Regions from separate parts of the Homo sapiens genome. Here regions 2 and 3 are each linked to region 1. The links are chromatin contacts, found by Hi-C or POLR2A ChIA-PET in ENCODE. All regions are on one chromosome and are shown on one strand. The core of a region is the stretch at or near the end of the contact, and the rest is flanking DNA. Distances in the headings are between cores, read along the strand shown.

Region 1 (2,770 bases), core at 68-2,567:
ACATTATTCTAAGAAGTTATCCACAGGCTCACCACTGCCAGAAGGGTCCACGACACAAAAAAGGTAATGCCTCATGGGCTTTCAAAGGACAACTTTTTACTTCTCTTTCTACCATCCAGTATAATCCAATATCCTTAGGACTGAAGCAGAGATACACACACACACAGGGAGAGAGGTGTTTGTGCTTTTTTTTTTTTTTTTTTTTTTTGGTGAGAGGCAGGTGGGAAATTGGCATCCACTTTTATTTACTGGTTCTTTATAAAACTGATATTTGTTGAAAATTGTCAAGTGTGACCATTTCTGCCTACATATTGTAGGGTGGCAATTAAATACCGAAAACCATTAGAAGCTTATTTCAGATGTACTCATTTATTGTAATGGTATCAATCTTGATGGGTAAATTTCATTTTACTTTTAAAATTGTATTTTAAATTATTCCTTCATGTTACGGTTGTTAGAGTAAAAACGGAAAAGAAAAAAACTACACTTCTTCCCTTTGAGTTTGGATGAAAAAGACGTGTCTAAGTCCTTAAGTCTGTAGTCTGGAAGTATTAATAGAGGCTGGGCATGGTGGCTCATTCCTGTAATTCTAGCACTTTGGGAGGCTGAGGCAGGAGGATGGCTTGAGTCCAGGAGTTTGAGACCAACCTGGGCAACACAGCAAGACTCGGTCTCCACACACACACACACAGACACACACACAACTTACACACACTTAGCTAGGTGTAACGGTACGTGCCTGCGGTCCCAGCTACTCAGGAGGCTGAGGCTGGAGGGTCCCTTGAGTCCGGGAGGTCCAGACTGCAGTGAGCTATGATTGTGCCAATGTACTCCAGCCTAGGCAACACAGCGAGACCCTGTTAAAAAAAAAAAAAAAAAGTATTACGAGGCACAGGATGTTTATTTATTCGCAACTACGTCCTGTTATAAAAAGTAGTGATTCCAACGTGAAATATTTACACGACGCATCCCGTTACTTTCCCTCCCTTGGCCACCGACCCCCATCCCCAAAAGCTGCTTTCTATGTAAGTTTCTCACTGGAATAGCGAGTGAGAAATGTGTTTGAAGACTAGGGAAACGAGAAAGGTATGCGGGCTGCTAGAGGGTTTCGGGTGGGTTGTTTGAAAAAGGAAGTGAAGGAATTCAAAGTTTCACATCATGAGCCTAATGTAAGGCGTGTCCGGGCCGTCCCGAAGGTATCTGGGGAAATAGGTTTGTGAGGACAAAGACCAGGGCCAGGCCCAGGGCGGAGCCTCCGCGGCCCCGACGCAGGGACTCGGCCTAGGCGGAGGACGGGGCGGAGCGCGGCCGGCACCATCGAGCCGGGAAGATGGCACCGCCCACGGAGCTGCTGGCCAGGCCGGAGCGAGGCAGCGCGCCCGGCTCCCGCGCCATGGGGCGGCTGGTGGCTGTGGGCTTGCTGGGGATCGCGCTGGCGCTCCTGGGCGAGAGGCTTCTGGCACTCAGGTAGGTGGGACTCCCGCGCGCCCCTCCTCGGCGGTCCCCAGGCTCGGGGTGGCCGCGTGGTGCGGGGAGGGCGCAGGCTGGGGGAGGGATTCCTGCGGGACCTGGCCCTGCGGCCGGGGGTGGAGAATTTTTGAATGCTGTCCCTCCCCCAGCTAGTTGAACCCCCATCACCCCGACTCTCCGCTTCTAGTGAAAAAACTAGCAAAGTTTGGAGTGAATCGCGACACTTTCTTGAAAGTTTATAAGCCCTTGCTGCTAACAAAGTTCTCTTCTGCTTAGGCTGACAAGAGAATGCTTTGCAATTACCCAAGGGCCAAACTAGTGGTTTAAATTGAAAACAAAATGACTACTCATGCATTGAAACCTTAACTATGAAGATTTATTTCAGGTCATTGGTGCTGTTTCTCCTTGTTGCCCAAACCAGACCCGTCTTTAATAAAGTTGTTCTCCACCCATTTCTGCATAGTTTGAGAAACTCTTCAGCTGTAGATCAAAGACACTTGAAATATTCAGCTACTGTTCTTACTTCCTATTTATTCACCAGGGAAGCCTGAAGCCAGAATGCCAGACAGCGCAGACACTATTCCATCTCGCATTTTAGTTTTAATGAAAATCTCTGGTAGGTAGACATCATCGTTTATAAATTACCAACTCAACGTTTGTTTTTTGTTTATTTTATTTTTTGTAGAGATGGGGTCTTGCTGTATTGCCCAGGCTGTTCCCTAACTCTTGCACTCAAGCAATCCTCCAGCCTAGGCCTCCCCACAGTGCTGGGATTACAGGTGTGAGCTGTTCTGCCCTGCCTCAACCAAAATTTTATAGGCCTCATGCAAAAGAGTTCCAGAAAGACTGAGCACCTGCTATGTGTAATGTTCTCTCTTAGGCTTCTATAGTAGAGTACGACCCTTATGGAGTTTGATACAGGGGAAGAGAGAATTAAAATACAGTAAATGTATAAATTAGGATGTTCTAAGGACAGACACAAATGAACCGCATAGGCTTAAAGAGGAAAGATTCCATCCCCTGAGGGTGGAGTTCTAGAGGGAGGAAGAGACATTCGACCTGACCTTGAAGGGTGGGTGCAACACATATGAGCATGAAGGGGCCCATGCCAAATGTATAGTGCAGCAGGAGCAAAGGGGCTAAGGTGGGAAGTTGGAAGACTAGCAAATGGGCCAATTTGAAGGGAGCATAAAGTCAGGAGATGAGAATAGTAGGGTGGTGGGAAGGATAGGTTTTGAGGCCATTAAATATAAGTTGAAAAATGGGGCCCCACTTTCATAGGCCCAATAGTGCTTCAAAA
Region 2 (3,168 bases), core at 398-2,897, 160 kb before region 1:
TCCAAATGGAGAAACCAAATAGGCAATTGAATAGGAGAATCTGGCTCTTGGAAGAAAGTTTGTGCTAGAGATAGAATTGGAAATCTGTCCTGTGATTTAATGCAGTCTCCTAGACGAAGAGGGCAAAGGATGACAGCAGAGCCTAGGATCACTCATGACTTTCAGAGTTGCCCGTTCTGCTTATAAATGCAGGGCAGGCTGGGCGCAATGGCTCACTCCTGTAATCCCAGCACTATGGGAGACCGAGGTGGGTGGATCACTTGAGGTCAGGAGTTTGAGACCAGCCTGGCCAACATGGAGAAACCCCATCTTCACCAAAAATAGAAAAAATTAGCTGAGTGTGGTGGCGTGTGCCTGTGATCCCAGCTACTCAGAAGACTGAGGCAGCAGAATCGCTTGAACCTGGGAGGCCGAGGTTGCAGTGAGCCGAGATGGCACCACTGCACTCCAGCCTGGGAGACAGTGTGACTCTGTCTCAATAAATAAAGTAATTAATTAATTAATTAAAATAAAATAAACGCAGGGGGAGGAGGCCAAAAAGGTTTTTTATAACAAACTATCATTTTTAACACCTCATAAATTCCCATTCTATTACATTTGTAACCAACTCTCTTACTCCCAACTTTCCCAAACACGGTGGCTTCATTCCCTAGTCCTTTTAGAGTGTCGGGAGAGGAAAAGGAGGTTAGTATGACAGGGTAATGTGTCTCAACCACTGTCATTAATTTAATAAATATTGAGTAGTGAAAAAGTAGGAATCACAAAGCTGCATCAGACAGGGTCCCTACCCTGATCTCTTTCAGGAAAGGGGGGAGTCAGAGAGGGATAATATAAAAACATAAATAGCTATAGAATAGTACCATGAAAGACCAAGGCCTTATTTGGAAGAAGTGAGGAGAAGTAATCAAGGAAGACCTTTTGCAGCAGACAGCTTGTGCCAGACATTTGAGGGTAGAATGGAATGTCTTAGGTAAAGATTTGGAGTAAGGACATTTCGTACAGGGCAGAGTGAACAAATTCTCTGATCACCGCAAAAGGTAAGGCAAACTGACAAATTGATCCCTTTTTAATTTTGTTTTTAATTAACAGAACTAAACCTAACGGAAAGAATGTGTTGCCGGAGAAGAACGAATTGATGGCCTTTTATTACCACAGGAAAAAGTAAATGTATCTGGGCAGCCCCTCAAGTCTCAGCAAAAGGAACGTACAGTTCCTGCCATGTGCCGGTCTCTTCTGAAGAAAAGGGGGCGGTGGGGGTGGGGGCGCAGGTCTTTAGGTTGTTTATTCCTTTCTCTCTGTCCAGTGGCAGAGAAGCCCATACTTTTGAACGCAGCTTGTTGGCTACTGTAAAAGCCCTGCTCTGAGCAAGGACCAATGAGCACGCGGAGTCCAAACTCTTGGAAACAGTTTGTGGCCAGGAGTACTTGACATTGAGACAGCCTCCGAGTTGTAAACAAGGGCGAGCCTGGGCGGGACCCCAGCCCACGCGACTCGGAGCCCCGTCCCAAGAGGCTAATCTTAAGCCCACGTTGCCCCAGATACCTGTTTCTGCTTCCTCTTCCCTGTTCTTCCCACCCTTTTTCCGTCACAGCCGCGGGCACCGGTGCCAGGGCACTCCGTGGTCACCGTGCCAGGCCATTCTGTGATGACCGCGGCTGGAGGGGCGGAGCCCATAGTTCTTTCTCTGATCTGATTGGCGCGACCTGGAGTTCAGGACGCGTTTCCAAGTTCCAGTGACTCCTCCTGTTTGGGACTCGGGGGGAGAGTGCGGGGAGACAAATAAAACCTCGGGCGGCGGCGGCTGGTGGGAAGACTTGAACTTGAATCTCGAACCACTGCATCTCCGACTCTGCCCAGACTCTTCACTCCGCGGCACCCTCAAACCCCAGCCCAGGCCGGGGCGCACAAGCCAGCCAGCGCACCTGCAGTCCTCGCCCGGACGCGCCGCGCCCCCTCGGAACCAGGCTCTGCTCCGAGCAGCCTTCGCCCCTCAAGCCAGCCACAGTCCCCGCCAGGCCGGGTGGGCGTCAAGATGAAGGCGGCCCGCTTCGTGCTGCGCAGCGCTGGCTCGCTCAACGGCGCCGGCCTGGTGCCCCGAGAGGTGGAGCATTTCTCGCGCTACAGCCCGTCCCCGCTGTCCATGAAGCAGCTACTGGACTTTGGTGAGAGGGGACACAGGGCCCAAGCTGGGTCCTAGGGTTGGGGAACTGCCTTAACTTTCAGCCTTGGTAGAGGGAGGGCTAGGCTCAAGCTAAAACAACTGGGGTTCACTTTGCTGCTGAGCCCTGGAGCCTCGACGCCAGCACACCTTTCCTTTTCCTAGATTTGGTTACTTTCTGACAGGGGTGCCTCCAGGTCAAGGCCACCTGCAAGCCTGCCGACGCTGGATGGTTTGACTTCATCTGCACACTCTTCTTTCTGACCCGCTCTTCCAGTCAAAATACTTTTTGCTTTCGGTCACCGTTTAACAATGGACTGGAAACTTTATCCTCTCCTTCACAGCATAGTACTGCTTGGAGAAGTTTCTGAATAGTATTAAATAGCCTCAAATTAACAGATTTTATTCCTTAGCCACCTGGCATCCTTCCACAGGGTACATCTCTCTGCATTCCTGACAGATTTCTTTGTCTCTTTATCATTATAGTTTTCCATATATTTGCATTGTTGCTGAAAATATTTACACATTTGTTGCAGTAATCTTATAAGGAAGATTTCAAGGGTTTAAATGTGATATCACTACTCTGGAAATATCACAGCTCCCCCTCCAGCCTCTTATCCCCCAACTCCAATTCCATGTCCCCACTCATTAAAGGATGTTGTGTTGTTGACATTGTGGTGTGACCGAATCCTGCAGTCTTTTATAAATTCTAAGAACTGTGGGATATTCTTACTTCTTGGAAGTGAATCCTCTTCAAAAAGAGAAGACAATAATTCTCCTATATCTGTCACTTTTTAAAAGAAAGAAGGAAAGACGAAAGGACGAAGGGAATTAGTCAATTAAGGAGACAATCGCCCCTGAATTATCGATTAACAGTAACCCAACTGAGAGTGAAATATAATTTTATAATATATGTGTGTTCAATATTTGATAGTTAATGCTATTTAGATATATCATTTAGACACACTTTTTCTCAAAACTAAATTGATTTCATTTATTATAGGTTCAGA
Region 3 (2,886 bases), core at 213-2,712, 250 kb before region 1:
TCTTCCGCCCCACAAAAAAAGCACCAAGAAACAAGCTGAAACATTTCCGTTTGTCCTGTAGGTGCCACTGTAACCCTGGGATATTTCTTTACAGATCTGCAACTGGTTCTCTCAAGGCTGGAAAGGATTAGAAATTCTAGAAGATGGAGTCTAGTCTACACACAATTCAAACTAAGGACCCCTCACACCCCGCCCCTGGGTTTAGAGTTCCATAGCTCCAACACAGAAGTGAAATCGTTTCCCCTGGAATCTTTTCACTGCCTGTTTTTTAACTGTTCTTTAGCTTGTAGGTCCTAATGAGAAAATTTAAAAATTTATATTCATTTAGTTTTTGAATAAGTAATGTTTTCATATGGCTCAAAAACAAATTAAAATGATAAAAAGAATATGCTAAAAAATTTCCCTTTTACCTATTACATATCAAAGGTTAGCAAAGTTATTAGTTTCTTTTATACTTCCAGAGACCATTTTATGCACATACAAGCAAATACTTTAAAAGCAACTTTTTATTTTGCATGATAATGTACTATAACACCTTTTTTTCTGTGTCTTAATTATTCCATATAATACTATATCTTGGAAATCCTGTATATCAGTACATAAAAATTCCTCTTTGCCCCCACCTCTCTAGCTTTGAAGTATTCCCAGTTTATGGATACACCAAAATTTATTTACCCAGTTCTCTATTGATGAACATGTAAGTTGATTGTTTTGCCATTTAAAATAATACTGAAATGAGAAGTTTTGTATAGGGTCCATTTTGCATGTGTGTCAATATACCTAAATATATCTGAGAATTCCTGCTGAATTTCTCTGCCAGTCAGAAAAAAATAATGAAAAAACAGAAAAATTCTCACTTTGTCGTGCATCTGAGGATACATGTATTTGTCATGTTTACGGGCATTTTCAAATTGCCCTTCACAGGGCTTGTACCAGCTTGTGCTCCTGGCAGCCATGTAAAAATTGTCTATTTCCCAAAAGCTTGGCCAACACAGTATGTTTTGAATTTTTGCCAATCAATCTGAGAGTTAAAAAAAAAAGTTGTATCAATTATTTTCTTATTATTATGAGTTTGAGCATCTTTTGGTTTAAGAGCCATTTGATTTAGAACTGTTTTGATTGCAAGCAATAGAAAGCCGCAGTCTACCTGGCTCAAGCAAGATGTTTATTTTCTCATCACTGAAAAGCCTAGATGGAGAATGTCCAATGGGCCTTACTCCAAAGGCTTAAATGTCACCCCCGACTGTGATTTCTCTTTCGCACTCTCGCTCTCATTCTCTCAATCTCACTCTCACTCTCACTCTCACTCCAGCTCCCTCTGTCTTGGCCCTGTCCTTAGACAGGCTCCTTTCCCCTTCATTCTCGCAGCTCCAATCTCAGCAGAGAGATCTTGCTTGCCCTGAGTCTCTCTGACCTGAATTGAACAGGATGCAGTGTTCTGACTGGCCAGGCCTGAGTCATACAACCACTTCTGGAGCCGGGGATAGAGCCAAAATCACTCAAACTAGGTGAATTGAGAGATGTGAGAGGCATGGATTCCAGGTGTCCAACAGAAGATCAAAGTGACATTAAATGTAGAAAGACAACTAAGCGCTGGCTTGGCTAACAACAGAGGTTTTAGCTGTAATTCACACCTTCAACAACACACTGTCCCTTCTACTCTCACATATCCCTTCAAAAACGCCAGTGCCTACCTAATGAAGCCATAATTAGATACCATGGAAAGTGCACTTTCCTCTTCTCAGAGGGAGACCACACAAAGACTTATCTAGTTATAGCTCCAAGTCCAGGATTTCTGGGTGATTCTTCTTAGTCAGGCCCTGGTGTGGTGGTTCCTTCTGGCTCAGCAAACTATGGCTCCAATATAACCACAAATGCAATACATGAAGGGACAGAGAAAGAATAGGATAATTATCAAAAAAATCATCCATTTGATAAGGAAGAGAATGGGAAGCAGCAAAAAGTGTAGCAATTCCTGGTGCGTAGCAATTCCCATGATGTGTAGGACTGGAAACACAAAGTATCCTGACCTGGAGGTGATGTGAGCTCCTTAGCCAATCTGGCTGCCCTGATGAGTTCTCCACAAGGATCTCCTTGTCCCTTATCTTCCGTGGCCCTGACGAACTCTGGGTGATGTAGCCCACAGGTTTGGAGGCCTCCTCTGTGGACTACATCTCTTTAGCAGCTCACTTCCTGCTGGGATAGGTTTGGGGCATTTAGGATTGTCTTAAGGGTTGAGTACTCACAGGCCTTTGTTTGCCAGGTTTGGAGTTTCTCTGGTAAAATAAGTCTCTTAAAACACTGAGGCATTAACCTGTAATATAGACAGCATATTTCACATATTTCAAGTAGACACTATAACTCAGAAATGTTAAGTTCCTTTACCTAAAGCCATACAACAGGGGTATAACAAAGAGCAGGTGACAAAGCCACGATGTTTGTAATCACGGGTGTTTAGCTCTAAGGTCTAAGCTTCTAATATACTGGTATAAAAATTATGTTTGCAGTAACTAGCAACTGTAACGTCACCTCCTTATCTCTGTCCTCCTAAACTTTGACTCCCCCTGCTCCACAAAAAAAGCACCAAGAAACAAGCTGAAACATTTCCGTTTGTCCTGTAGGTGCCACTGTAACCCTGGGATATTTCTTGATCAGCTCTGCAACTGGTTCCCTCAAGGCTGGAAAGGATTAGAAATTCTAGAAGATGGAGTCTAGTCTACACACAATTCAAACTAAGGACCCCTCACATCCCACCCCTGGGTTTAGAGTTCCACAGCTCCAACATAGAAGTGAAATCTTTTCCCCTGGAATCTTATTTCATTTTTGAATCGGTTGTGCAGTTACAGGGTTCAAAAATTAAAATGTGCAAAAACGTCTTCATTGAAA

The links. Hi-C counts contacts between places; a loop is a spot of excess contacts on that map. ChIA-PET counts read pairs that join two places held with the same protein, here RNA polymerase II (POLR2A). Pooled maps may share reads with other maps.
Region 2: a pooled map of heart left ventricle shows a loop between it and region 1 (6-fold over the local background). The contact joins the promoter of PDK4-AS1 here to the promoter of PON2 in region 1. A Hi-C loop is called at or near these places in 1 of 168 maps with a recorded cell type or tissue (heart left ventricle), 4 of 37 single-sample maps with no recorded cell type and 9 of 50 pooled maps. POLR2A ChIA-PET finds 5 or more read pairs at or near these places in 2 of 52 experiments (B cell and Panc1).
Region 3: a loop to region 1 is called in a map of ascending aorta, with 4 times the contacts of the local background. The contact joins the enhancer-like site here to the promoter of PON2 in region 1. A Hi-C loop is called at or near these places in 1 of 168 maps with a recorded cell type or tissue (ascending aorta) and 12 of 50 pooled maps. POLR2A ChIA-PET finds 5 or more read pairs at or near these places in 1 of 52 experiments (Panc1).

The regions. Positions count from the first base shown.
Region 1 is chr7:95,433,575-95,436,344 of GRCh38, reverse strand. PON2 (paraoxonase 2) reads left to right here and starts at 1,317. Exons shown (of 9, transcript NM_000305.3): 1 at 1,317-1,467. The coding sequence starts at 1,394. RefSeq lists an enhancer at 960-1,530 and a silencer at 1,205-1,634.
Region 2 is chr7:95,595,158-95,598,325 of GRCh38, reverse strand. PDK4-AS1 (PDK4 antisense RNA 1) reads right to left here and starts at 1,647. Exons shown (of 3, transcript XR_001745287.3): 1 at 1,543-1,647. PDK4 (pyruvate dehydrogenase kinase 4) reads left to right here and starts at 1,810. Exons shown (of 11, transcript NM_002612.4): 1 at 1,810-2,162; 2 at 3,162-3,168. The coding sequence starts at 2,033. RefSeq lists a silencer at 2,235-2,529.
Region 3 is chr7:95,687,672-95,690,557 of GRCh38, reverse strand. The region is part of intron 2 of LOC105375409 (a long non-coding RNA gene); the gene reads right to left. Among named protein-coding and RNA genes, the nearest start is that of DYNC1I1, 83 kb to the left of the region's middle. Within about 2 kb of position 1,462, at least 2 of the 41 ENCODE cell types and tissues checked have a DNase peak (open chromatin) inside an H3K27ac peak, as active enhancers do.